7 separate regions of the Homo sapiens genome follow, and regions 2, 3, 4, 5, 6 and 7 are each linked to region 1. A link is a contact called in ENCODE Hi-C or POLR2A ChIA-PET data. All regions are on one chromosome and are shown on one strand. The core of a region is the stretch at or near the end of the contact, and the rest is flanking DNA. Distances in the headings are between cores, read along the strand shown. Region 1 holds the start of CD164 (CD164 molecule). Region 2 holds the start of PDSS2 (decaprenyl diphosphate synthase subunit 2). Region 3 holds the start of SLC60A2 (solute carrier family 60 member 2). Region 4 overlaps SOBP (sine oculis binding protein homolog). Region 5 overlaps SCML4 (Scm polycomb group protein like 4). Region 6 holds the start of RPF2 (ribosome production factor 2 homolog). Region 7 holds the start of GTF3C6 (general transcription factor IIIC subunit 6).

What was found. Hi-C counts contacts between places; a loop is a spot of excess contacts on that map. ChIA-PET counts read pairs that join two places held with the same protein, here RNA polymerase II (POLR2A). Pooled maps may share reads with other maps.
Region 2: a loop to region 1 is called in a map of CD4-positive, alpha-beta T cell, with 6 times the contacts of the local background. The contact joins the promoter of PDSS2 here to the promoter of CD164 in region 1. A Hi-C loop is called at or near these places in 2 of 168 maps with a recorded cell type or tissue (CD4-positive, alpha-beta T cell and naive thymus-derived CD4-positive, alpha-beta T cell) and 9 of 50 pooled maps. POLR2A ChIA-PET finds 5 or more read pairs at or near these places in 1 of 52 experiments (CD4-positive, alpha-beta T cell).
Region 3: a loop to region 1 is called in a map of CD8-positive, alpha-beta T cell, with 16 times the contacts of the local background. The contact joins the promoter of SLC60A2 here to the promoter of CD164 in region 1. A Hi-C loop is called at or near these places in 1 of 168 maps with a recorded cell type or tissue (CD8-positive, alpha-beta T cell), 1 of 37 single-sample maps with no recorded cell type and 7 of 50 pooled maps.
Region 4: a map with no recorded cell type shows a loop between it and region 1 (8-fold over the local background). The contact joins the enhancer-like site here to the promoter of CD164 in region 1. A Hi-C loop is called at or near these places in 3 of 37 single-sample maps with no recorded cell type and 3 of 50 pooled maps.
Region 5: a map of CD8-positive, alpha-beta T cell shows a loop between it and region 1 (11-fold over the local background). The contact joins the enhancer-like site here to the promoter of CD164 in region 1. A Hi-C loop is called at or near these places in 2 of 168 maps with a recorded cell type or tissue (CD8-positive, alpha-beta T cell and naive thymus-derived CD4-positive, alpha-beta T cell) and 5 of 50 pooled maps.
Region 6: a map of B cell shows a loop between it and region 1 (10-fold over the local background). The contact joins the promoter of RPF2 here to the promoter of CD164 in region 1. A Hi-C loop is called at or near these places in 3 of 168 maps with a recorded cell type or tissue (B cell and naive thymus-derived CD4-positive, alpha-beta T cell), 1 of 37 single-sample maps with no recorded cell type and 10 of 50 pooled maps. POLR2A ChIA-PET finds 5 or more read pairs at or near these places in 1 of 52 experiments (A549).
Region 7: a loop to region 1 is called in a map of naive thymus-derived CD4-positive, alpha-beta T cell, with 17 times the contacts of the local background. The contact joins the promoter of GTF3C6 here to the promoter of CD164 in region 1. A Hi-C loop is called at or near these places in 1 of 168 maps with a recorded cell type or tissue (naive thymus-derived CD4-positive, alpha-beta T cell) and 9 of 50 pooled maps. POLR2A ChIA-PET finds 5 or more read pairs at or near these places in 2 of 52 experiments (PC-9 and activated CD4-positive, alpha-beta T cell).

The regions. Positions count from the first base shown.
Region 1 is chr6:109,380,433-109,384,262 of GRCh38, forward strand. CD164 (CD164 molecule) reads right to left here and starts at 2,035. Exons shown (of 6, transcript NM_006016.6): 1 at 1,772-2,035. The coding sequence starts at 1,946. RefSeq lists a silencer at 1,493-1,772 and enhancers at 1,928-2,437, 1,993-2,342, 2,423-2,652.
Region 2 is chr6:107,457,789-107,461,618 of GRCh38, forward strand. PDSS2 (decaprenyl diphosphate synthase subunit 2) reads right to left here and starts at 1,776. Exons shown (of 8, transcript NM_020381.4): 1 at 1,202-1,776. The coding sequence starts at 1,497. RefSeq lists enhancers at 1,647-2,096, 1,817-2,738.
Region 3 is chr6:111,257,474-111,261,303 of GRCh38, forward strand. SLC60A2 (solute carrier family 60 member 2) reads left to right here and starts at 1,866. Exons shown (of 4, transcript NM_153369.4): 1 at 1,866-2,254. The coding sequence starts at 2,228. SLC60A2-DT (SLC60A2 divergent transcript) reads right to left here and starts at 1,739. Exons shown (of 3, transcript XR_001743807.2): 1 at 1,651-1,739. It overlaps LOC124901378 (a long non-coding RNA gene), which reads left to right. Exons shown (of 2, transcript XR_007059708.1): 2 at 1-237. RefSeq lists enhancers at 1,516-1,575, 1,896-1,975.
Region 4 is chr6:107,656,342-107,660,171 of GRCh38, forward strand. It overlaps SOBP (sine oculis binding protein homolog), which reads left to right. Exons shown (of 7, transcript NM_018013.4): 7 at 1,866-3,830. Among named protein-coding and RNA genes, the nearest start is that of SCML4, 170 kb to the right of the region's middle. RefSeq lists enhancers at 1,188-1,765, 1,514-1,563, 1,766-2,342, 1,804-1,993. Within about 2 kb of position 1,915, at least 21 of the 41 ENCODE cell types and tissues checked have a DNase peak (open chromatin) inside an H3K27ac peak, as active enhancers do.
Region 5 is chr6:107,714,634-107,718,463 of GRCh38, forward strand. All of the region lies in intron 6 of SCML4 (Scm polycomb group protein like 4), which reads right to left. Among named protein-coding and RNA genes, the nearest start is that of SCML4, 110 kb to the right of the region's middle. RefSeq lists a silencer at 2,143-2,292. Within about 2 kb of position 2,243, at least 6 of the 41 ENCODE cell types and tissues checked have a DNase peak (open chromatin) inside an H3K27ac peak, as active enhancers do; they include CD8-positive, alpha-beta T cell, where a contact is called at or near this core.
Region 6 is chr6:110,980,205-110,984,034 of GRCh38, forward strand. It overlaps RPF2 (ribosome production factor 2 homolog), which reads left to right and starts at 1,834. Exons shown (of 10, transcript NM_032194.3): 1 at 1,834-1,925. The coding sequence starts at 1,903.
Region 7 is chr6:110,956,681-110,960,510 of GRCh38, forward strand. GTF3C6 (general transcription factor IIIC subunit 6) reads left to right here and starts at 2,026. Exons shown (of 6, transcript NM_138408.4): 1 at 2,026-2,146; 2 at 2,492-2,572; 3 at 3,734-3,797. The coding sequence starts at 2,090. RefSeq lists an enhancer at 1,899-2,348.

The DNA of each region.
Region 1 (3,830 bases), core at 785-3,284:
AACTAGATGCCTCCAAACATTCTCGTTTGCTTTGCTCCTGCCTAAAAAATAGTTCTGCAGAGGCACTGCTTTCAATACTTCATCATTAGTACTTATTAAAGACTGGGACATGTACGGTGGGGTGGGGAAGGGTTCATAAAGTAAAAATAAATTTTCTGAAGTTTGTATAGATAAAACATGCTGTTTAAAAACCTTTGTGCTTGACGGGTGTAGCAAAGTGAAATGTCTGAAATGTTCTTTACAATGAACTAAACTTGCTACCTTTCAGACCACACTACATCCACTTATGATTTCCAGAAAATACATACCTCCTTTGCACGCACTTCAATTACACAAAGACAAATTAATTTGATACTTCCAACCTTCTCTTACACACACACTACAATTCTGAAAGGAAACTGTCAAATTAAGACTGAGACAAACATATTCTGCTCTATCATCTTAAAATAGTGCGGTTAGAATTCCCAGTATTATACTGCAATTTACTTCCCTCGTTTTGAAATGTTACCATTACATCTTCCTTAAACTAAAAACAAAACATTAAGTTTACTATATACTTTATTAAACTTTTATAAAATACTAAAACTAGAGGAGAATTTGTAGAATATGAATGCCGTGATAAAAATCATTACACTTCGGCATTCTTCGGTCAAGAAGCCAATGTTAACTACGTAAACATTACTCCTTAACTAATGTTAACTAGAATAACCAATCATACGAGACTGCAGGTTTTAAACCTCTAGTGTTTCTCCCGCTTATTACCTCAAACTTATCTTCCTTCTCTCTTTTGTGTTGTCACGGTATATGGCAATTTCTGCTTTAAAATGTATGTATGCCTTAACCAGCCCTATGCGACTGCACATAACAAAAGACACGCTCCTGATCGGGTTTTAGAAAACCCACAGACCTGGGCACAAACCCCCGTTCCACGACCTACTAAACATACGCTATCTGAGCACAGGACATAGTTAAGAAAATTTTAAAAACAATTGAAAAAAGAATAAACATACAATGTCAGGAGAGTTTACTCATCTCCGTCTCTGCATCTACCTCCTAGGTTTCACTACCTACCTTCCAGTTTAGCCTTAGGATACGTACGCAAAACACCCGGTACATACATGGGTACTTTTCTTCCTTTTCGCATACTTTGAAGTGTGAAGTTTTCACTAACTACGTGCTCAAACGTCAGCTACATTCTATTCCTATCTGCAAAACCAATGTAATTAAATCTCAAGCGACCTTCTCAGACTCAAGTCTGAGACACGAACGAGCATTACCGTCTTTAAGTTTCTCTTTCCCGGACTTCCGGAGAAGGCTACCTCCGGAGAGAGGCGCCGGGAGGGTGAACAACCAGTGGCAGGGAGAGGCAGCTCGGCCCCACCGCCAACCTCAGAGGCGCGACGCCCGGCCCCATCCTCAACCCCACCGCTGCCCCCGCGGAAGGAAGCCACGTCCCCATTTCCGACCCCAAGTGAGGCTAGGAATTACGATGCACTTTTAAAAGGCACCTCGACTTGCAACACTTCGAGGGGGGCCCCAGCCCCGCAGCCACTGGGAACCGCGCGTCCGCTTCCCCCCAGCGCGCTCCCCACCCGGCCCGGCCACGAGTGGACTCCAGGCTGGCCGCCATGTTGCCGGAGTCGCCGCCGCACCCCGAGCGCGGCCCGCCCGCCCGACCGTGGCCCGAACCCGGGCCCCGCCCGCACGGCGAGGAGGCAGTGCGGCTCGGCTGGGCAGGGGAGGGCGGGAAGCCCACAGGGCCCGCGCCCACCTGGTGCCGGAGTGGTGACCAGCGGGAGGGACGTCACCGGCGCCGAGGTTACGTTGGAGATGGGCGCTAAAGTCGTCACGTTCGGGTGCTGGGTCGTGTTCTTGTCCGCGGACAGCACGCAGAGCACGCCCAGGCAGGTGGCGGCCCAAAGCAGTGAGCGGGAGAGCCGCGACATCGTGTCCTCAGCGCTGGCGTTCGGGAGAAAGCTAAGGCTCGCAACGCTCAGTCAACCCCTCAATCCCCTGCGGCGCCGCCTCCGAGACTACGCTCCCCCGCGGGAGCGCGCAGGGGTCACGTGAGAGGCCCCTGTTTTCGGCGTGCGGGGGCGAAGAGGAGGGAGGTGGGGCTCGGACGATACCAACGGGAATCCTACGGGGGGAAGCAGGGGAGTCGGGAGGAAGCCGAAGGAACCTGGCCCTCAAAGCGACTGTGCCACAGCCAAGAAAACTGGGAGCTTCTGCAAATCGTTCTTCTTGCCCTCAGATTACCAGACACGACGCAGCTGGACTTGTCTCATGCCTGCGATAGGGACGGCCCCCACCCTGACTTGCATGGAACAGTCGACATAATGTGGCCTACTGCTTCCACCTGAGCGCCCCGCCAGGCTGTAATTCCGCGGGCCCACGTGACCTCCGGGGCCGCGCCTTCCGGACGCAACTCCACTGGGGCGGAAGTTGGTTTTGTGCGGCTCTCAAGAACTAAGTTTGTGCTGTGCTGCGGGATCCCCAGGGAGCTTCCTTATATCTTCGGCAGGACCCCTTCTTTTTTTCTTGAAGATTGATTTTGCTAGAAGTTATCCTGTGATGGGACTCCCTAGGGGAATGGAGGCACCACGTGGTTAAGGAGTTTGTGCGTTGCCGCCCACATAGTGTGGGCAGCTGAGGCGCCGCCCGGATCAGAGCCGCAGGGCGTCTACTCTGTCACTTTCCCAACCTGACTTTTCCGGATTGCTATTTCAGACGGCGGTTGCAGCAGCCGACCTGTCTCAACTCCACCACTGTAGTCAGAGAATCAAAAGCGGTCTGAGTTGCGAGGTCATTGGGGAGGCCCCCACCCCCACATTACCAGTGAGGAAACTGAGACTTAAAAAAGTGACCTGACCTGGACACGGGATTGCCTGACATCAGAGCTGGATTCTTAAGTTCCTGTTAGTGTTAAGGCGCTGCTCAGACTTTTAGTAAAGGTGAGCGCCATCTACTGCCAAGTCTCACAAAATATTCGCAAAATTTGATACGGTTATCACATGGTAAAAATTAGACTTTAAAAGTTGTATTTAATGCTGTGTTTTCAGCTGTTGTACACTTATGTAATTTTAATTATGCAAAGTTATCCTAATAATATAGGAATATTAATTGCTTTCGTGAGGTCTGTCTTGATGTGCCACGATGACTTTTTTGATGTGCCAAAAAAGATGACTACATAGTGCTTTTACCTTTTTGCTCAAATAGAAAGATTTTATTTCCCCTTGGGATCTTTTCAGTGTCGTCCTTCTGTACCCTCAGGACTATGAACATTTGTTCCAATGACTACGCTAGTTGGAGTAGTGTTGCTTGGATGTAAACAAAAAGCTGATAGTTTTGACTGATCCAGCCCAGAAGCATGAGAATGCTGTCAGGGAAGTGAGCTCCCACCATAAGCCCTTCAGAGAAGTGTCTGCTCTTCTCTCAGGAGGCCTCTCTCTATATTTAACACTTGACTATCTGGCACCCAGACCAAATGAAAGCGCAAGGCAACTTTAATTTTTTTTTAAGGTTAAGAATGTAAATAGGGGCCGGACGCGGTGGCTCACGCCTGTAATGCCAGCACTTTGGGAGGCCAAGGCGGGTGGATCACCTGAGGTCCGGAGTTTGAGACCAGCTTGGCCAACATGGTGTAAACCCCGTCTCTCCTAAAAATACAAAAATTAGCCGGGCATGGTGGCACGTGCCTGTAATCCCAGCTACTAGCAGGGCTGAGGCAGGAGGATCGCTTGTATCCGGGAGGCGGAGGTTGCAGTGAGCCGAGATCACACCACTGCACTCCAGCTTGGGGAACAGAGCCAGACTCGTCTCAAAAAAAA
Region 2 (3,830 bases), core at 526-3,025, 1.9 Mb before region 1:
GGCCAATTAACAAAATTGAAATTAAATGGTAGATTAAATAAAAGTATTGTATCAATATTAAATATACCTAAGTTGGTAACTGTAGCGTACTTACGTAGGAGATTACTGCTATGCTTAGGAAATACATACTGAAGTATTTAGGGGAAAAGGATCGTGATGTATGCAATCTACCATCAAATGATTCAGAAAAAAATATATAGAAAGATATATACACGTGAATAGTATATATATCTGTGTGTATATGTATTTAATGTATATATTGACATATATAGACATATCTACGTAGCAGGTGGATCTGATTAAAGAGTATGCAAGTGTGTTCTTTGAACTATATTATTTTTGTAACTTCGCTGTATGTTTAAACTAATTACAATTCAGGTGTGGGGTTTAAGTGGAAGAAAAAAAAAAAACTTTTGGCCGGGCACGGTGGCTCACGCCTGTAATCCCAGCACTTTGGGAGGCCGAGGCGGGTGGATCACGAGGTCAGGAGATTGAGACGATCCTGGCTAACACGGTGAAACCCCGTATCTACTAAAAATACAAAAACAAAATTAGCCGGACGTGGTGGCGGGCACCTGTAGTCCCAGCTACTCCCGCCTGGGCGACAAAGCGAGACTCCGTCTCAAAAAAAAAAAAAAAAAAAACTTTTATAAATCCTAAAGGCAGGTTTCACAGCAGTAGTACAGCATAAGTGATAAACATCCCAAGAAGATAATGACTACTAACGGGATAAATTCCTACTTCAACCCCAAGACATTCGTTGGAAAGAATTATCTACCTTCAGCCTCTCTCTCTCTCCTTGCCTACTTTCTGGAGGTGACCCCCTGAACAGTGCGGGACAGAAAATTAATCTATCCCATTAAAAAAAAAAAAAATTTCTAGGAAGTGACTCAATAAACCTACATCTCCGCTCGATTTCTCCACAAATCACTGAGGCATCTTCATCCTCAACAATTAAGAAGCAAAATCGAGGAAAGCATACAAGTGTTTCAAAGAAAACCACTTATGCACTCAGCTGAGCAAGAACGTTAAGTGGACTAGAGAAGAGACAACACGGAATGTCTAGGAGGAGTGAGTAAAAAGGAAGGACTAAAAAGAGATAAATCAGGAGCCAGTCTGAGAGAGCTAGAATGCGTATGCCCGCCAGAAAAAAAAGTATTCCAATGAGTGCGAGTGTGTCAGCGGGAGAGGGGTAGCTCACCTGGCTGTGGTAAGCAGAGGGTGCTGAGTGCCCACCAGCTTCCGCACCTGCATAGCGATGTTGCTGAGCTCGTCGCTCAGCAGGCAGCGAAGGCTCATGAAGGACGTGGGGTACCCCACGATCTTCTCCGCCTCTGACACTACCTGATTCCAGTGGGCCGGGGACTTGGAGGACCGACCACGCCAAGAGCCCACCGAGGAGATGGTGTCGAGGGACGGGGACCACCACAGGCGACGCGGGGAACCCGAGGCTCCAAGATAACGTGGCAAGTGCAACAGCAGCTGCCGAAAGTTCATGGTTTGAGTCTGGAAGGGTCTGGGACCTGGGGGTATCCAGAAGTGCCGCGGGAAACAAACCAGGGGCAGAGGAGGAACTTACAGTAACTAAAAGGAAGCGGCAATTCTTGACCCTCAGAGTAAGGTGGCTTCCTGGAGCAGTGACCAGAAACGAACTTTAACTGCTGCTTTCTGCAGCCCAGGCTGGGCAAACAACAGTCCCAGCTCAGCACTGCCCCCGGCCACCCGGGGTAGAAACCACAGCCACTGCCTATGTGGAGGACGCCATATTGGAGGCATGGAATGCGGCCTGCCGTAAAGACAGAGGCGGGTTGTTAAGTATACTCTCTACTTTACGGCGTACCCGAGAACGCCCCCGCAGGGGCGGTGCTTTGGAGGTGAACCCGGGTTGGGAGGTTCAGCTCCTCCCACCCCGCCGCTCTGGGCCAGCAAAGGTCGTCAGTGACAGGGATCAGTTGTGGGCGGCGAGTGGTCCCTCTGCACACGGTATCTGGGCCGAGTCTGGATTCATTAGAGTCCCCGGCGCCCAGCACTGAGTGGCATGCATAAGTATTGGTGTCACGAACAACGGTCAGCCCCCGGCTTGCCCGCAAGGAAGGGCGTCGGGCGGAGGCACCAGTTCCTCCCGGAAGCTTTTTGTCGCTATCGCCACCAGCCCCTGGCAGTGGCAGTGGCCGTGGCCGGGCGTGAAGGCGGCCTCTCGGGCTGCATGCCTCCTGGAGCTGGGGCCACGTCTCAGTGGTGGAACGCCTAGTCGGGGCGTGGGGCTGAGCCCTCGTGTCCTCAGGGCCCAACCAGACATAAGGCAGCGTGGTGCGGCGGAAAGGGGTCCCAAGGAAAGTCCTCGGATCCAACTTCGAATTACCGGCCTCCTCGCTGAGCCTTGGGAGAAACAGCGGTGCCTCCTTCCCGCGGGTGCGGAGAGGAAGAATGAAACGTTGCCTACTCCCTGCCTCTTATCTTCCTCTTTATGCCTAGCCTGGAGCTCAACTCCAGGATTGAAGACTATCGCTGACCGGAGTGCTTTTCACGTACTAGTTCATGTATTACTTTATTTAATCCTCAGAACAACCTCATTAAGTAGATAATATTAGTATTCTCCGTGTTTTGTATGAGGAAACTAAGGTGCAGTCGAGTCGCGTAAGTTCCCTAAGACCACACTAGACAGGGATGTGAGCCCAGACAATCTGGTTTCAGAATCCGTATTCTAACCGAAAGATTACACCGTCTAAATAATAGGCTCCCATCCACTCTTTTCTCCTTATTGCTGAGAGGAAACAGTCAATATGATTATCTTTTAAGTAATGCTACCTATTTTTTTTTCAAATGTGCCTAAGATCTTACCTCCTTTCTTATCACCTAAAACAGGTGTTAACCGTTCTTAATAAAGGATATATTATCCATTTTTTACACTCTTAAAAATAGCTTATAAAACTCTCTAAAACTTTCAAAATCCTTCCAAATTCATGGTATTTTATTTTTATTTTTTATTTATTTTTTGAGATGGGTCTTGCTCTGTCACCCAAGCTGGAGTACAGCGGCGCGATTTCAGCTCACTGCAACCTCCGCCTCCCAGTTTCAAGCAATTCTTGTGCCTCAGCCTCCCAAGTGGCTGGGACTACAGGCGCCTGCCACCACGCCCGGCTAACTTTTGTATTTTTAGTAGAGACTGGGTTTCACCATGTTGACCAGGCTGGTCTCAAACTCCTGACCTCGAGTGATCCGCCCACTTCGGCTTCCCAAAGTGCTGGGATTACAGGTGTGAGCTACCAGCTACCATGCCCAGCCTGTCAGTATTTTTTAAATGAGCATCATGCATAATACTGTACCAGCCTCTTGAGCTACAAATAAAGATTGGGACTTAAAGAGTAGTTGTTCACTTTGCAAAACAAGATGATTTTCTCTACAAAAGATTTAGCTTCATACTCTCCCTTTGGCAAGTTTTCCTTGTGATTTAAATTTTTTATTTACAAAAATTCAGTTTAGGTGTAACTTTTCAGGGGCACATTTTATTTAACATGAATTGTGATTATAAGTATCAAACACAGTCTATGCCCTTAAAGTAAGTAAGCTGAAGTTTGAAAATAATTCCTGTGAAAGAGATAAACTCTTGGCAACAAAATTCAGGTCTGTTAGGAGATGAAAATAAATATGGAGAGTGAGATACTTTACCATTCCAGGAGATGAAAATAAATATGGAGAGTGAGATACTTTACCATTCCAAAAAGTTCCAAGGCCAGAGCTTCTGGGTTATCCAAGGTGAAAGAAGTCATGAAAATACAAAGATAGATAGAGACTAATGTGATATATTGTGCACCTGAGGCTGTTTCTTC
Region 3 (3,830 bases), core at 616-3,115, 1.9 Mb after region 1:
GTCAAAACTTAGAAACCTGCAAGGGGATGAATTTCCTGGCTTTTTTCTTCTTTTCTTGTGGTTTGTCCTGAGGAGAGACCCCAGCTGGGAACTGTTGGGTGGCATGGGTAGCTAAAACTCGAATAGAAATCTCATCTTTCTGTGCTGAAAGGAAATAACGGTTAGCCCAGAACTCTATTTTCAGTGAAAATATTTTCAGGAATCAAAGTGAAATAAAGACATTCTCATATGAAGGAATGCCAGCTGACCTGCTCTAAAATAAATGCTTGGCGGGCCGGGCGCGGTGGCCCACGCCTGTAATCCCAGCACTTTGGGAGGCCGAGGCGGTCGGATCATGAGGTCAGGAGTTCGAGACCAGCCTGACCAACATGGTGAAACCCCGTCTCTACTAAATAAAAAAATTAGCCGTGCGTGGTGGCACGCGCCTGTAATCCCGGCTACTCAGGAGGCTGACGCAGGAGAATCGCTTGAACCTAGGAGGCAGAGGTTGCAGTGAGCCGAGATCGCACCATTGCACTCCAGCCTGGGCGACAGAGCGAGATTCCGTCTCAAATAAATAAATAAATAAATAAATAAATAAATAAATAAATAAATAAAAAAGAAATGCTTGGCGGGGCATGGTGGCTCATACCTGTAATCTCAGCACTTTGGAAGGCCAAAGGCAGGCGAATCACTTGAGGTCAGGAGTTCGAGACCAGCCTGGCCGACATGGTGAAAACTCGTCTCTACCAAAAAGCGCCACAACACTCCAGCCCGGGCGACATAGGCTCTGTCTCAAAAAAGAAAACAAACAAACAAAAAAAAAAGTGGGGGTGCGGGTGGGGGGAAGACTTAATGACTAAACGAATAAGTCTGGAGAGACGGGTTGCAAGGGATGATGAGACTAAGGTTTGTAGTCTGGGAGCCTAAGTGGATGAAAGTTGGAAGAATCAGGTGGAAAAGAACATTTCAAATAGACCACAAAGAAAAGTATATAACATTTTGAGGCTGTGGTACGCTTTGTTAAAGAGCAAAAGGAAAACAATTCCTCAAATCAGGGGGGAGGGATAGCATTAGGAGATATACCTAATGTTAAATGACGAGTTAATGGGTGCAGCACACCAACATGGCACATGTATACATATGTAACTAACCTGCACGTTGTGCACATGTACCCTAAAACTTAAAGTATATAAAAAAAATTCCTCAAATCGATGCCACGCTCCACTTCTTTACAACGATGGAATTATTTCAGGAATTGGAATTATTTCAGGAATTGTGTTTGAAACCACAGCTTTGGATCCCGATTTCTTTCTTGAGCTACTGTTACACTGTTTATATACGGCCACTAATTCGATGACTGAGCTTGGGCAGATTGTTAATTATTTTCTATGACTTAATCTTTCTATCTGTACAACGGGGATAACGTGGAATTTGGAGTGTTGTGAGGGTTGAGATAATATACGTGATAACTTACACAATGACGTTCAACAAATACTTGTGGAGTGAAAGATGCGCGATTCATTGACAGATCTCAGGGATTTCAGAAAGCTGTATAAGGACCAGCTCTTCAGGCTCCCTTCGCTCCCCAGGAGACCGGGGAGCCGGCGCGAGGCGCTACAGTGTAATTCTTGGCCCCTTTTCCTCATAATGGTTTGGCCGCATTTTTACCTCTTGATTTCCCTGGTCCCAGGCTGCAACTTCAGCTCGCTCCGCCATGGGGCGCACGTCCGCCAGCCTCTGTGAGCTCAGCTAAGTATGATGCCTAGGCTAGAGAGCTACGTCCGGTCTCCTAGGCAACCATATCAACTTCCGGCTTGAGGCACGATAGCGGTTGGCGAGAGGCCACATTTCCGCCACGTGACCCGCGCATGCGCCTGCTTGCTGGAGAGCGAGCGTCTTTTGCCACGAACACCTGCGGCGTGCCGAAGTTCCTCTTCTCTGCCCCGGTTCCGGGCGGTCCGCTGGGAGGTGGCGCCCGGAGGGACACCCGTGCCTGGGGTCGGGGCCAGTGCTCTTCTCGGAGCTCCAGAAGTTCTGCTGAGAAGCGCGGCGGCAGCAAGACGACTTCTCCGGAGCCGCCGAGCTGGAGTTAGAGGTGGAGCTCCGTGGGGCCGGGCCCCCGGCTGCGGGGCAGCGGCTCCTGCAGGCGGAGGCCCCGGCGGAGAATGAGCCGGAGCCGGAGGTGGTGGTGGTCTCCTGGCAGAGCGGTGGGACCGGGAGCAAGCTGCGGTGGTTCACCACCTTGATGCTGTGTGCCTCCTTCCTGGGGCTGGTGAGAGCCGGGGCTGCAACACTCCCAGGCCGGGGCGTTCGAGTCTTGCCTTCGCCACTTGCAAACTGACCTTGGGCGCGTTACCTAATCTGACTGGGCCTCAGTTTCATCATCTAGAAAATGGGCACAATTCTAATCTTGGAGGAAATAGATTTTCTGAATACGTCTTTCAGCTCCAGCAAGCTTTTTTTTTTTTTTTTTTTGACGGAGTCTCGCTCTGTTGCCCAGGCTGGAGTGCAGTGGTGCGATCTCGGCTCACTGCAACCTCTGCCCCCAGGGTTCAAGCGATTCTCCTGCGTCAGCCTCCCGAGTAGCTGGGATTACAGGCGCCTGCCACTAAGCCCGGCTAATTTTTGTATTTTTAGTAGAGACGGGGCTTCGCCATGTTGGCCAGGCTGGTTTCAAACTCCTGACCTCAGGTGATCCGCCCACCTCGGCCTCCCAAAGTATTGGGATTACCGGCGTGAGCCACGGCGCCCGGCCCGGCAAGCCTTCCTACGTCTCCTTCGTCGGATGGGAAGGTTGCAAGAGGGGTTCACCAGGTCTTTGGCCGCTGCTCTCCGCACCCACCCACTCAACCCCCAAATTATTACACAGAAAAACTACTTTTCTGGAATTTCTTCCTGGTGATCTGACCAAATTCAGCCAACCGCTTAATTTTGCAGATAAGGAAATAGGCCCGGAGGGGAAAGTGACTTTCTGGATCACACAGCTGGTTAAGTGATAGAGCCAGAAATATGTCTTTTACTCTGCCCACCATCCTATTTATTAATAAAACCAACCTTTAGATTCTTAAATGTTTTTCTTGGAGCAAAGGGCAAGCCTAGAGGCGCCTTTTGCCAAACCCCTGGGTCGCCACTCAATTCACTTTTCGGAAACCTCCTCCTTATCACTTGATAATTATGATCCTGGGGGAGTTGAGAGGATGAGTCCTCCCAAGAGTCATGTGTGGTCACTTACCATCTCAGGGACTCTGAGCCACAGTTGTTTCTTAGAGTATTTTGATTGGGGGCGGTGGGGAGGGGTGAAGAAAGAAATCACTTCAGACTTTTGGTGAGTCGTCACTGACTTGTCCGGTCCTGTTGTAAATCCTTTGAAGACATGAACTAATTTGATTAGATTCTGTGCTCAGGCTTCTCTCGAAGTACGAGGTGCTTGCTGTGCACCTGGGCCCATAGTGGTCCGTGGTCTTGGACTGTTACGAGTTGGGCAGGGGGCGCACCCCATGCATTTAGAGCAGAGCAGGGCAATTAGAATCAGTTATTCTGGAAATGTAGACTGATTGGAAACATTTTTTTCTTTAAATGTCCAATGAATTTCCTCTGAAAGTCAATTGTAATCCTTACCTCTTGCTGACACTGCATTGAGTAAAGTTTTATTGTTAAAGTCATTCTGTACTTGGGCGTGTAATATTTTTTAAGCAACCTTTACTGACTAATTCTGATGGCGTGGAAGAAAAGTGTAGATTTAGAAACATTTAAATTGTTTATCTCCTGTATGTTTTATATGTATAGTTCAGGGGAAGGACTCCATGTGCATCCAGAAATATTGCTGTTTAACAACATAAAAAACAGGA
Region 4 (3,830 bases), core at 665-3,164, 1.7 Mb before region 1:
AGAGAAAGAAAGAAAGAAAGAAAGAAAGTAAGTCAAATGTGAGCTCTTTATTCAGAAATAAATATCCACATTTCCAAATCTGACCATGCCAAATGAAAAGGTTTCCATGGCCTTGTAATTCCACCCCCATTACATATTTGTGGTGTTTTGCATTTTCACTTTGGTTATTTAATATACATATTAAGTACACACAGATCTGGTGATTTAATGTGATTGGGGGAACTCAGGCATTTCCTGTCGTGCACAGTGAAACTTTCAAACCTTGTTTTTGGCTGCTGCTGATTATTGTTGCCATTAACACCAGGATTTAGATAGCAGGGTTCAAAGCACAAGCTTCCACTTAGTCCTCCCAATGGGCATTTGACCTCCTCTTGCTCTTGCTAAATTCATGTTATAAACACTCCAAGCAAGCTTCCAGGTCTCTTTGTGGCTCCATTTCTTCACTATAAAATGAGGAAATGGTACTGTATTATCTCTGGGGTCCCTTCAAGTCCTACATTCTATCACCTCTCTGAAGTTATTTGTTCATTGTTCTAAGAATAATCTCAACAGTTGTAAAGATGTTTACAAGTCCTCTGTCACCACCTCACCTTAGCCAAATTTTACCCATTCACATTTCTGACAGCCTCATTTATTGGCAGGAAGAAAAGGTGCTGTTTTGGGGCATGGCAGAAGAGAGGCGCCTGACCCACTCATGTGATCAAAGTGTGTCGAGCGCCCACAGCGGGCCAGACTCTGAGCTACGAGTTGGGTGTAGAGACACGAGCAAAACAGACAAGCCCCTGACCTCTGGGGCTTTACCATGCAGTTGGCAGACTTCTAAGTGGCTGCTCCCAGAACTGACTGAGTGGCCTCAGGAAGCTCTATTTCAAACCAAGTGACTGGCGGCAAATGAAAGAAGGCTGCAGGTATCAAGAGGCAGAGCCTCATATCTCGGTGAATGTTGGGATGAGCATTCCCCAGAAACTGACTTTCCTGGTGGAAAATCCTGTTCAGAGCCTCTGCCCTGGGACCCCAAGGCTCTTGGTTGATTTATTTTCTTCCAGTCCAGTGCTACTGTTTGTTTTGGATGTGAAGAGATGTGAATGGCTCACCTTTTACAGGCAAGACCCACACACGGAGAAAAGCAAGCATTTCTTCCAGCTTAGTTGCCTTTGTGGGAAACTTCTGAAGATAGGTATATGTGTCCATGGTAATTTTCCACTTGCCAAAAAGTGAATCTATTGGCCCTCTTTTCAGCAAATACCAGAGCTGAGACATGGGGTTACAGGAGTGAGGTCAGGAGCTCCAGGGTCCTCCGTGACCTTGCCTGGCTTTGGAGTGACCTTGGGTGACTCAAAAGACCTCCTGCTGGGGCTGGATGCGGTGGTTCATGCCTGTAATCCCAGCACTTTGGGAGGCTGAGGCAGGAGAATCACTTGAAACTGGGAGGCAGAGATTGCAGTGAGCCAGTTGCACCACTGCACTCCAGCTTGGGCAACAGAGCGAGACCCTGTCTCAAAAAAAAAAAAAAGCCTCCTGCTGGTTAAGCATGCAGTCATGTGGAGGGGGAGGGTTGCTGGGTTGCAAAGGATGCTGTGGTCTTTGGGTGAGGGCGTGGTGTACCCTACTCATTATGGTATTCCAAAAAGCGACTTGAGTTTCATTTCCTCACACAAAGCTGGCAGGGCTGACCTGAGCAGACCGTGAATGAAACTCCTGTTGAAATCACGCTGTGCTGCAGCGGTTCTGGGGCTCATCCTAGGTCTGCCCTGGCGGCTGGAGAGTGTGCTGCTGTCTGACTCATGCCTGGGTTCTCCCCAGCTGGGCGGAGGGAGGGGGATCGGTCCAGTGGATTCTGACAGCCCCTTCTGCTCTTTTTCCAGGAACGTTCACTCACAGGGTACGCTCATGGAGAGAGGGCGCAGAGCAAACCATGTCACGCCATCCAATGACACCAGCTGGTCAGCTCACCACCCCCTCTGGCTAAAACTCAAGCAAATAAAGCCGCTTCCTGTCATTAAGCATCTCAGAGGAAGCAGCCCTCCCTCGATGGCCTCTAGCCCAGAGAAGCCCGCGCATCTTGGACCCACCAAGCAGGCCCAGCCTTCCTGCTGCCACCATCTCTGCTTCTCCCCAGAGGAACTTAGGGATTTCACCCCTGGCTTTTAAAAAAAACGAAATACCGACAAGCCACAAGGACCAATGTAGGTATTCTCCCCGCCCCATCTTCAAGGCTCAGCGACTGAGGCTGGAAGATGATATGGATTGGAACACAAAAAATCTTTTTTTAATCTTTTTAAAAACTGCTGTGGTTTTGCTGCTACACTAAGAATTGTGATTTGCATTGTACGGTTTTGGACCTATATTGTTCACGTTTTGATGGCGGAGAGGGGTGGTCCTGGAGGCCCAATGCTTCAGAGTCATCTCTGTCCTGCCCGGGATGCACTTTTAAATGAAGAGTTAGAATATTTTATTGGCTAATATACTTTTCTTGTTATTTTTACAAAGGCCACCTTTATCCTTTTTGATGCCATATTTTCAGTGTTACACTTTTATGGCTTTTAATTTTCGATTTGACAGATGTAAGAAGCAGCATGAATAGTTTATACTGTGGTTTTTCAGAGACTGAATGCCAAGAGAACTCGGTAAATGTTTATTCTTCTCAGCTTTCTCTTTAAATTCCCCTAAATAGCGCCCCATTTGGGAACAGAGCAAGAGTGTTGAACTGAAGACCAAAATGCCCTCAAGGTGTAAAATAATCCGAGGGGGAATATTTGCTGGGCGTCAGGAAAGACTCAGATGAAATTTCAACCCTGATGGTTTTCGGTGATCCAGGAAGTCAGTGAGACAATCTCTCTATATGCAGAGCCCTTTCATGATAATTAGAATGGTATGGACAAACCAATGAAAACAAGAGGGAAAGTGAGAAAGATCACCCATGATTCTGTTTCACTGTTTGCTTTCTCCTGTCATGGTTAAGAGAAATGTGCAATTCGATCCTCAATCAGTGGGTGGAGGATAACAGGGTAGATTCACTTGTGTGCACTTGTACAGTTGTAGCTGCGAGTCCAGAAGTCCTCTAGAGCATGTGTACTGGCACTGAGTTGGTGAGACAGTTGTGGAGTATCCCATTCTGATGAGTACAGAAAAAAAAAGAAAAAGAAAAGAAGAGAAAAAATTAAGAAAAAAATCAAAAAAGGAAGAAAACTAAAAAAAAAAAAAATCAAATCACCTTGTGATTCAGTGTATCTGTTTACTAACTCAAATAAAGCAATTGTTCCCTCTGGAGGGGTCCAGGTGCCCCCGCCCCACAAGGCCGCGGAGCCTCAGCAGGAGGGGTGGCGAGTTGCGGGTGGGCAGGGCCAGGACGGTGTGGCGCCAGCCTTGAAGCACCACGGCCCAAGGATGCGGTGTACATACTGTATTTCTAGATTCTCCTTTGTACAGAGTCACTTCACAAGTCAAGCTACTGTTTTACAGGTGCTCCTTATTTATTAGAGCTGTGAGAGCTTGGGGGACACACCTGGCGAGCAAGCTCGCTTTTTAAAAATGAAATTTGGGGGCAGGGGAAGGGGAGGCGGGAGGGAGGGGAAGCTCGCAAGCCCGGGGAGAGATTTATAAAAGTAAACAAAAGAAAACCTTCCAGCAACAAATTAAAAAATAATAACAAATCAACCCCAGCACCAAACCCACCCAGGCAGGAAGAAGCCGCCCCTCCTCTGGGGCCATATTTTTCTGCTGGGTCACAACATTCTCCTCTCCCTGACTGGTGTCAGATTCATCAAACAAAAAATAAATCTCGAAGAAAAAAAATGCACTTACATGTGCTTATTTGGCTTTTCTCATTA
Region 5 (3,830 bases), core at 993-3,492, 1.7 Mb before region 1:
ACACTGTGCCCAGGAAGTCTCTGCTGGCTAGGACCAACCAAAACCTGAGTCTTAACTGCCTGCTCTATAAAACACCTCGTTGAGCTGTTGCAAGGATTAAATGGCATAATGTTGTAAAGCATTAAACAGGATTACTCATTAGGTAGTTGCTGTTCTTCTTATTATGATGATGTCATTCCATAAATGGCCAGTAGATTTGTTTTCCTAAATCCCAGGGCCACCAGCTCACTCCCCTGTTCAGAAATGTCTGGTTTACAGTTACTACAGAGCAAAGCCCCATCTGCTTGAAATGGATCCCAAACCTCCCAGCATGGTTTCCCTGGTGTCCCTGCACAAACCCTTTATTTTTTTTTTTTTTTGAGATGAAGTCCCGCTTTGTCATCCAGGCTGCAGTGCAGTGGCATGATCTCGGCTCAGTGCAACCTCCACCTCCCAGGTTCAAGCGATTCTCGAGCCTCAGCCTCCCGAGTAGCTGGGATTACAGGCATGTGCCGCCACACCCAGCTAATTTTTGTATTTTTAGTAGGGACGGGGTTTCACCATATTGACTGGGCTGGTCTTGAACTCCTGACCTCAGATGATCCGCCCACCTCTGCCTCTCAAAGTGCTGGGATTACAGGTGTGAGCCACTGCGTCTGGCCCCTACACAAACTCTTTAATTAATCAGCTCTTGCCATGCTTTTGTCCGCTTCACCTCCTCACATACAATGCTGTTCTCATTCTTCTTTTTCTAGCTAAATTGTCTCCATCCCTCACCCAATGCCAGGCCCTATCAAATAAAAATCCAACCACAGGAGGCATTTGGGTTGTAATAGCAATATCAGATTGACTTCGTTTCTTGATTCTGAATCTTGGACCTAGTTGTGGTTGGGAATTCTACAGTGTGTCTTGTTAAATGCCCAAGTCAGGAAGCTTTTGTTATCCAAAACCTCTTTATAGCTCTTGGTGATTATATCTTGGATGAGAGACAAGGAAGAGCTCTCAAACTTTCACCAGAGCATCAGCAGACACCAGGAAAATGTGCCCTGTGAACACATCCCCTTGGAGCCCACTGGCAGCGGAGACAGACGTGATATATCACAACTGCAGGAAGCTAAAGGTAAGTACCGCCAGAGAGAGAAGGCTGAGGAGTTTGTCAAGTCATCAATACCCACCCTTCTGCCTGCAGCCTCATGCAGTTTTCTGGCTTTTGTGGTTTTAAACCATTTTGATTAGTACCATGGGGAAAATGCCATTTCTAAGTCTCTTCCATGGTTTATGACTTGGGTCAAACTCCCTTAAAGAGGTATGGTTTTTTTGATGATAACTGCTTTTTACTTGGGATGGAACTTCAGAGCAATATTGAACAGTCATTTGGGTGGGAGGGTGGGGTGTGGGGGGACCCACAGCAGGCACTAGGCTGACAGCTAGGTGAGAAATGGGTGAGGACGCTGGCGGTTTCTCTCCCACTTTAACATCCTGCCACTCAAGTCAGCATGGTTTTTATCTCCATGGTTTCCAAACATTTTTAGTTGTGCAAATTTTGTTTAAGCAAAGCACATATAGAACCCCACTCTGCAAATGTGAAAAGGCCCTGCTTAAAGAGAGGGAGGGCACCTGGAGTCCTGTCTGCTCTTGTTCCATCTTCTCCATCTCTTAGAACCTTGAAAGCCATCAGGCATGATTTGAAAACCCCTGGGGTTGTTTTGAAAGACAGGCTTTGGAGCCCACTGAAGTCAGATCCTGGCTTAACACTTGATTTACCTTCTCTTGAACCTCTTTTTCTTTATCTTTAAATCAAATATACCAATACCTTTTTATAAATATTAAATCCTAAACATATAACTTATAATAAGTCGGAAACTGTCTGGCCCCCTTGAGTGTAGGTGTTCAATAAATAACAGTCTGATACAGGCCTCAAGCCCCCCTTTGCCAGGGCTGTGGGGGGTTCAAATATGAATAAGAGGCTTCACAAAGCTGAGGGTCTGTTCCTTTCTCTAGGATAGAGTAAGAACTATAGATGAGGAAACAAAGTGCCATGGGAGGAAAAAGGAGGGAGTGAGCATTTCTGATCAGACTTCCCATTGCCTACTCAGCGTTACTTTGCACTTCTTCCTCTGTAATAGCAGCCCTAACTTCCATCTGGAATCATGGTTGCTAGGAATGAAAACCACATTTCCCAGCATCCCTTGCAGCAAGTGGCCATGTGACTACATTTTGGTCAATGAAATGTAAGCAGAAACGGAAACCTCTTTCAGAGACACTGGTGCTATCCTTCCTTCCGTCTTCTCCCCACCCACTTCCTCTGTCTCACTGCTGAGAATGTGCATGGCTGACTGGCTGTTTCTGGTACCTGCGGTTTTATTTAGCACCCTGAGGAAGGCACTGGTTAAAAGGAATCTTTCGGCTGGGCGGGGTGGCTCACGCCTGTGGTCCCAGCACTTTGGGAGGCCGAGGCAGGCAGATCACGAGGTCAGGAGATCGAGACCATCCTGGCTAACACTGTGAAACCCCGTCTCTACTAAAAATACAAAAAAAAAAAAAAAAAAAAAAAAAAAAAAGCCAGGTGTGGTGGCAGGCACCTGTAGTCCCAGCTACTCAGGAGGCTGAGGCAGGAGAATGGCATGAACCCAAGAGGCAGAGCTTGCAGCCTGGGTGACAGAGCGAGACTCTGTCTCAAAAAAAAAAAAAAAAAGGAATCTTCGGAGAATTAAAGTGTTAACAGACCTACAAAGGATGAATAATTTCATTTTTCTTCAGTGTATCACAAAGGCTCAACAGTGAACTTCAACTGATACATCACATAGCAGCTTTTCTCCAAAGAGGTTAGGTGGCTTTGCGATTTTAAACATCCCACAGTCCCGTGGTGGGGGTCCTGCTGATTATGGACAACTGGATTTCAGGGTCTCAGGCAAAGTTCTCTCTAATATTTATTTTTATTTATTTATTTTTTGAGACAGAGTCTAGCTTTGTTGCCCAGGCTGGAGTGCAGTGGCGCAATCTCTGCTCACTGCAACCTCCACCTCCCGGGTTCAAGCGATTCTCTTGCCTCAGCCTCTCAAGTAGCTGGTATTACAGGCGTGCATCACGACACCCAGCTAATCTTTGTATTTTTAGTAGAGACGGGGTTTCACCATGTTGGTCAGGCTGGTCTCAAACTCCTGACCTCAAGTGATCCACCCGCCTTGGCCTCCCAAAGTGGTGGGATTGCAGGCATGAACCATCGTGCCTGGCTGGTTCTAATACTTCTAAGTTATTAAAAAGACAGCCAGGATTCAGGGTTCAGGTATTGATGTTCTTGGGATGAAAGGCAGCAGGCACAGGTGGACTCCGTGTCTCTGATCTCATCCCAGATCCTGACAGGCAGAAGGGCCTGAGCTAGGGGGCCTCTCCTGGGGTGCAACCAGGCTCCAGCAGAGAGGCTTTCTCAGAGCTGGAGGCTGAGGAAGGGTCTGGGCTGCCCCTCGGCCAGTCGTCTGGCAAGATTACTCAGACTGTCAGGGCCTGATTCCAGGATGATATGAGTTAGCTCTGTGTCCCCACCCAAATCTCACCTTGAATTGTAATAATCCCCATGTGTCAAGGATGGAGCCAGTTGGAGATAATTGAATCATGGGTTTGGTTCCCCCATTCTGTTCCTGTGGTAGCCAGTAAGTCTCACGACATCTGATGGTCTTATAAAGGGGAGTTCCCTTGCACAAGCCCTCTTACCTGTCACCATGTAAGACGTGCCTTTGCTTTCCCTTTGCCTTCTGCCATGATTGTGAGGCCTCCCCAGCCATGTGGAACTGTGAGTCCATTAAGCGTCTTTCCTTTACAAATTACCCAGTTTCGGGTATGTCTTTATTAGC
Region 6 (3,830 bases), core at 584-3,083, 1.6 Mb after region 1:
TTTGGAAAACAGTTTACCAGTGCCTCAAAATGTTACACTTAAGAGTCAGCATATGACCCAGCAATTTTTCTCCTAGAGAATTGAAAATGTATGTCCACACAAAAATTTGTACACTAATATTCAAAGCAGCTGGGTGTGGTGGCACGCGCTTGTGGTCCCAGCTACTCGAGAGGCTGAAGCACTAGAATCACTTGAACCCAGGAGATGGAGGTTGCAGTAACCTGAGATTGCATCACTGCACTCCAGCCTGTGTGACAGAGTGAGACTCTGTCTCAGAAACAAAACAAAGCAAAGCAAAACAAAACAAAAAAACACAAAGCAGCATAATCCATAATAGCCAAAAAATAGGAACCATTCAAATGTACATAAGCTGCCGGGTACAGTAGCTCACGCCTGTATTCCTAGCACTTTGAGAGGCCAAGGCGGGTGGATTACCTGAGCTCAGAAGTTCAAGACCAGCCTGGCCAACATGGTGAAACCCTGTCTCTACTAAAAAATACAAAAGTTAGCAAGGTGTGGTGGTGCGTGCATGTAATCCCAGCTACTTGGGAGGCTGAGGCAGAACTGCTTGAACCCGGGAGGTGGACGGCGCAGTAAGCCAAGATCGCACCACTGCACTTCAGCCCTGGCGACAGAGCAAGACTATGTCTAAAATAAAAAAAGTACCTAGGTTGATAAATGGATAAACAAAATGTGGTATATCCATACAAAGGAATATTATTCAGTCCTAACAAAATGGAAGTACTGATCCACGCTACATGTATGAACCTCAAAAAGATAGTGAAAGAAGTCAAACACAAAAGGCCATACGTTGCACGAAACCATTTATATATGTTCAGAATAGGCAAATCCATTGAACATAAAGTAGATTATTGGTTGCCAAGGGCTGGCAGGAGGGGGAAGTGGGGCATGGACTGCTACTGGGTGTGTGTGTCAGGGGGGTTCTTTTTGAGGTGATTAAATATTCTGGAATTAGTGGTGATATTTGCACATCTTTGTGAATACACCAAAAATCACTGAATTGTACACTGTAAAGGGGTACATTTTATGGTATGTGAAGTATATGGTAACTTAAAAACTGGGGAAAAATCACGAACAGCAGTACATTTTCTGCGCATCTTTTATGTACTAGGCAACTGTGGTAGTCATAAATTCTGTCACACAGATCGCATAGTTGTCAATAGTGCCCCTTTCACATCAATGTTTTTAGTGCTTATGTGAGTACCTACCGTGCAATCAATCAACCTTTCTAGCATCCTGGGATTCCTTGAAGAATAAAATCTGGTTTCTGAATACCTGACTCCAGGTATGCACACTAGCGCGTACATCAAACTGCGAGGGTCTATGTTATTTTATTTTATTTTTATTTTATTTTTGAGACGAAGTCTCGCTCTGTCACCCAGGCTGGAGTGCAGTGGCGCGATCTCCGCTCACTGCAACCTCCGCCTCCCGGGTTCAAGCAGTTCTCCCTGCCTCAGCCTCCCGAGTAGCTGGGGTTAGAGGCGCCCGCCACCACGCCCGGCTAATTTTTGTATTTTTAGTAGAGACGGGGTTTCGCCATGTTGGCCAGGCTGGTCTCGAACTCCTGTTATCAGGTAATCCGCCCGCCTGGGCCTCCCAAAATCCTGGGATTACAGGCGTGAGCCACCACGCCCGGCCAGTGTTACTTAAAAGTATTACCTCGCACCTGTAACTCCAGGAAAGAGCCGGGGCAAAAATCCGTAACCAAGACAACAGGGCGCGATTCCAATCAAGATGGCCGCCAGCGCCTCTAGACGCCCTCTACGAGGCCGTCCCCGGAAGTGGCGTTACGCGCAGCTTCCGGTTCCGCCTGTTCCGGCGCACGTAATCGCCGAGGGCACGTGCATGCCCCCTGGTTAAGAGTTGCAGGTAGCGGTAGCGATGGACACTCTGGATCGAGTAGTGTAAGTGCGCTGGGTCTCAGCCCCGGGGAGCGTTGGGGTGAAAGGGTCCCGTGATGAGGGTGGTACTGTCTCGGCCTCTCACTCTTCCTGGTTACCCCTCTAATTACCTGGGTGGGGGCCGATCGATCACCAGCCCGGGTCCTCCTCAGCGCGAGCTGCTTGCCAGGAGACAGTGGGGAAGCTCTCAAGTGGGAGCCGTGGGATGGGAGGGATGTGGGATTGAAGCGTTGGCCGCTTTTATCCTAGCCAGTTGAAAAACGTCTGACTTCCGAAGTATGAGACAGATGGTATAGTGGGGTTAGGAGCACAGCCCTCGGAATCCGACAGATCTGAGTGACAGTCTGGCGCGTCCACTTAAAGCTTTGTGACTTTGGGTCATTAAATATCTCTAAATCTTAGCTTATTCTGTAAAATAGCGCTCACCATAGTCATACTTCATAGAGCTGTGAGGGTTAGTTTCGAGAATGTATGTAGAGCCTTTGCTGCAGCACGTAGAAATGTTCATTAGTTTTTTCTTTTCCTTCCAACTTTGTACACTCCTCTGAGTTATCCTTGAATGATACCTGTTTTAAATTTGTTCAAGAATATTTGGGCTAAACAGCCCTGCTGTTACTTGCTGTGATTTTCTTGCTATTTACCTAAGTTAACATGTATCCAAAACGACAGTTTTAGTCATTCAGAGATTTTGCACACCTGCTATGCCTCTAGCTGTTTGGACTACAAAGAGTAGTTTACTAGGTATTGGGACTAGTTCACACGTTAATTGGGAGCAGGCAGCTAATAAAACATGTTAATTGCTATTTGCATTTGTTGCTGTTTAATGAGATACAAAAGATAGAATAATTTGTATCTTTATCAACCAGTAAATGATCAGAAGCTTTATATGTGACATTATATCTGGAGGAGTATTTTAAAAATCTACATGGGAAACTTAAGTGTATGTATGGTCTCTTTTTCTTCCCAAAGTGTCCATGGGACTGGACGAGGGAGGGTCATAATTATTTGGGAGGAAGAATTCTTTCAGTAGATGGCAGAGAACTGTCTGAAAAGCAAGGTGCTCATTGTAGAGGAAGCAGAGGTGAAGCCCCTCTTTTGAACAGAAGTGTGTAAAAACATGCCACTCCTACTGTCACATCATAAAGTCAGAATAATGAATTTATTTTCCCTTCATATTTTACAGGGTAATTGGTCTAGACGAATTTTTAAATCTAGCTTTAAAAAATTTGTTTTTTTTTGAGACAGGGTATCACTCTGTCACCCAGGCTGGAGTGCAGTAGCCCCATCACAGCTCACTGCAGCCTCGACCTCCCTGGGATCAAGCAGTCCTCCTACCTCAGCCTGCTGAGTAGCTGGGACTATAGGCGCACACCACCACAGCTAATTTTTGTATTTTTTGTAGAGACAGGGTTTTGCATTGTTGCCCAGGCTGGTCTCGAACTTCTGGGCTCAGTGATCCATCCACCTTGGCCTCCTAGAGTGTTTTTATTACAGGCTGTGGGCCACCTCCCAGCCCTAGCTCATTTTAAAAATTGGCCTGTTTACTTGCTGTGTGATCTTGGGCACATTACCTGTCTGTTCAATTGCCTCATCTGTAAAGTGAAGATAAGAATTGTAACTCGCGCGTGGAGGCTCACGCCTGTAATCCCAGCACTTTGGGAGGCTGAGGCGGGGGGGTGGGTCACGAGGTCAGGAGATCGAGACCATCCTGGCTAACACGGTGAAACCTCGTCTGTACTAAAAATACAAAAAATTAGCCGGGCGTCGTGGCGGGCGCCTGTAGTCCCAGCTACTCGGGAGGCTGAGGCAGGAGAATGGCGTGAACCTGGGAGACGGAGCTTGCAGTGAGCCGAGATCGCACCACTGCACTCCAGCCTGGGCGACAGAGCGAGACTCTGTCTCAAAAAA
Region 7 (3,830 bases), core at 776-3,275, 1.6 Mb after region 1:
TTATTATTATTTTTTGAGACGGAGTCTTGCTCTGTCGGCCAGGCTGGAGTGCAGTGGCACAATCTTGGCTCACTGCAAGCTCCGCCTCCCGGGTTCACGCCATTCTCCTGCCTCAGCCTCCGGAGTAGCTGGGACTACAGGTGCACACCACCATGCCCAGCTAATTTTTTTGTGTTTTTAGTAGGGACAGGGTTTCATCGTGTTAGCCAGAATGGTCTCAATCTCCTGACCTTGTGATCCGCCCGCCTCAGCATCCTAAAGTGCTGGGATTACAGGCTTGAGACACCGCACCCGGTGTTAAGTATAATTATTTTCATCCTCATATAATAAATAAGAAAACTGAGGTTGGAAAACTTCACAATTATTAAGCTTCAGAGCTAGAATTGAAATGTACTTCTAACAGGTCCAGTGTTCCTTCTACTTTTTTAAGCTATGAAATCCTATACATTTAATTAGGCAACTGGACAAAAATATACACAAAAGAGTGTTATTTACAATATCCACAAATTGTAAATAACCTATGTGTTAAAAAATAGAGGATCAAGTTATGGCACACTCATACAACCATTATGTAAAGACAGGCGCTGTGGCGTGCACCTGTAGTCCCAGTTACTCAGGAAGCAGAGGTAGGAGGCTCCCTTTGAGCCCAGGAGTTTGAGGGTACAGGGAGCTACGATGGCGCCACTGCACTCCAGGCTGGGCGACAGAGCCAGACCCTGTCACAAAAAAGAAAGGAAAGAAAGAGAGAAAGAAAGAAACAAACAATGAATAAAAGAAAGAGAGAAAGAGCATCATACTAAAAAATTTATATATTACTACTAATAATAGATTAAATGCACTTTAAATGCTTACTATGTGCTGAATACTGGGCTAAATTTATTTTATATGTATTGTCTCATTTAATCCTCACAACCACCAATCTGCCCAAAGCCTTGCTGTTAATAATGCAGCAGAACTTGACTGGTATTAAAATCCAAAGCTCAGGCTGGGGACGGTGGCTCACACCTGTAATCCCAGCATTTTGGGAGGCCCAGGCAGGGGGATCGCCTGAGGTCGGGAGTTCGAGACCAGCCTGACCAACATGGAGAAACCCCGTCTCTACTAAAAATAACAGAATTCGCCGGGCGTGGTGGCGCATGCCTATAATCCCAGCTACTCGGGAGGCTGAGGCAGGAGAATCGCTTGAACCCGGGAGGTGGAGGCTGCAGTGAGCCGAGATTGCACCATTGCACTCCAGCCTGGGTAACAAGAGCAAAACTCCATCTCCAAATAAATAAATAAATAAAAATCCAAAACTCACGATCTTAACCACTAGATCACGCTATCGCAAGTACGAAGACCGTTTCTTTCACAATCACAAACATCTATGGGATACTTCTGAAAATTCTGTTCAAACTTCTCTTGCCCAGGTCTCTGTGTTCCTATAACAATGTGTATCTCTTACAGCACTTGCTTGGATCCATTTATGTACCTCTCACAGATCTTATGCTCCTGCAGGCCTGAAACTTAAGCCCACTTTCTATTTTTCATAGCTCCTGGTGCAGTGCTTTTTACTGTGTAGGCGCTCATTAGTATTAAACTGAATGTGCCTTTAACTTGGCTTGGGGTACGTTGAATTGAGGATGAGCGCTCACACAATATTAAGAATTTCTTTCCAAGAAATGTGCTCGGGTCAAACACAAGGCCTTTCTGTCCATGATCCGCCTGAAACCATGGTTTCCTTGTTTTCGCCTTTATCCCTTCTGCCTTGCCAGTCCTCCCCGCCAGCGGGGCCGAGAGCCCGGCGACTCTTGCGTGACCGAGCGGGCTCCGCTGCCTACGGCAGCCCACCCCCAGCCCCTGCTCTGAGGCACCGAGAAACGAGGAGGCCCGTGGCGAGTCTCCACGTGGGTACCGGCGCTCTCGGCGCCCGTAGCCACCCGCCCGCCGGAAGCCGACATCTCGAGTTCTGGCAGAAGCAATTTGCGCGGCGAGGAGCGGAGCGGCAGGAACCCAATAAGCTGCTTCGCCTCGGAGCTGAAGCCCGTACTCAAGATGGCGGCTCCGGGCGGGCGTGGCCAGTGACTAGAAGGCGAGGCGCCGCGGGACCATGGCGGCGGCGGCGGACGAGCGGAGTCCAGAGGACGGAGAAGACGAGGAAGAGGAGGTAGTAAGCGCTACGCCAAAAGCCTGCACCGCAGTGGCGGTGATGCCTGTGCTGGCTGTGTGTGGGGAAGGGAGTTGGGGAGCTGCGGGCCGGAGGGAGGCCCCACTGCTCCTCACCGGCTTCTTGCTCCTGGGCGCGAGGAGCCGGGCAGCTTGGGACCTTAGCCCTAATCGTCACCCCGTACTTGGGATGGGAAGTACCGGGAAGTTACCTTAGGTAGCGTAGTTTCCTCTTGCTGAAAACAGGGTCCGGTTTTCACAAATGTGGGAAATTTGGCTTCTTTTGCTAATTGCTCCCTCTTGGCCGCTCGCGTGCTAGCATGTTAACCCCTCTTTCTTTCACCAGGAGCAGTTGGTTCTGGTGGAATTATCAGGAATTATTGATTCAGACTTCCTCTCAAAATGTGAAAATAAATGCAAGGTTTTGGTGAGTTTTCTAGACTTGGGGGGATTGTTCTAGAGTGTCTTAAATGTAAAACAAGAATCAATGGTGAAATACCTATCCGCAAGTATTGATATATTTATTTCACCTTACAAAGTAGTGAACTCTAAGGATAAGAAGTATACTAAGTATAATTAATTAATATGTAATTAAGTATAATGTAGAAGTACAGCGGGGACTATGGGAGCAGATAGGAGAAAATGGCTAACTTTGCTTGCCTGTTTGAATGTGTGGCTGAAGAGAAAGTTACAGATTTGGAGGAAGTAACATTGTGATATGGAACCGTACATATATTCCTGTATTCTCAGCACTTTGGGAGGCAGAGGTGGGAGGATCACTTGAGCCCAGGAATTGGAGACCATCCTAGGCAACATAACGAGACCCCTTCTCTAAAATAATAATAAAAAAAAATGGCCAGGCGCGGTGGCTCACGCCTGTAATCCCAATACTGGGAGGCCGAGGCGGGTAGATCACGAGCCCAGGAGTTCGAGACCAGCCTGGCCAACATGGTGTAACCCCGTCTCTACTGAAATACAAAAATTAGCCAGGCATGGTGGTGGGCGCCTGTAATCCCAGCTACTCGGGAGGCCGAGACAGGAGAATCGCGTGATCCCTGGAGGCAGAGGTTGCAGTGAGCCGAGATCGCGCCACTGTACTCCAGCCTGGGCAACAAAGGGCAAAACTCCATCTCAATAAAAAAAAAAAATAATAATAATAATAAATTAGCTGGGGATGGTGGCATGCGCCTGTGGTCCCTGCTGCTCAGGAGGCTGAGGTGGGAGGATTGCCTGAACATGATCATGCCACTGCATTCCAGCCTGGGTGACAGAGCTAGACACTGTCTCAAAAAATAAATAGATGACAGATAGACTCTTTGCACTACTGTTGACAAAACTTCCTCTGTTTTTAGCTTACTCTTGAACAGGATGTTGATTGAAATAAACCTTGTTACTTGAGTATGAATTAAGTAGTCTTCAGGTTGTAACTGCTGTGATCAGAGCAGTTGTAGTTTATCCTGTACTTGGTAGGACAAGATGCTCTAGAGGTTCCCCAGTTTTGGAGATTAGTTTCCTTGGTAGCAAGGTTACAATGTTGAAGCCTTTTTCTAATTATGTTTTTTTTTTATGATCCTTTATTCTGTTGTAGGGCATTGACACTGAGAGGCCCATTCTGCAAGTGGACAGCTGTGTCTTTGCTGGGGAGTATGAAGGTAGGAGGATGTCAGATAGATGGAACTCTTTCT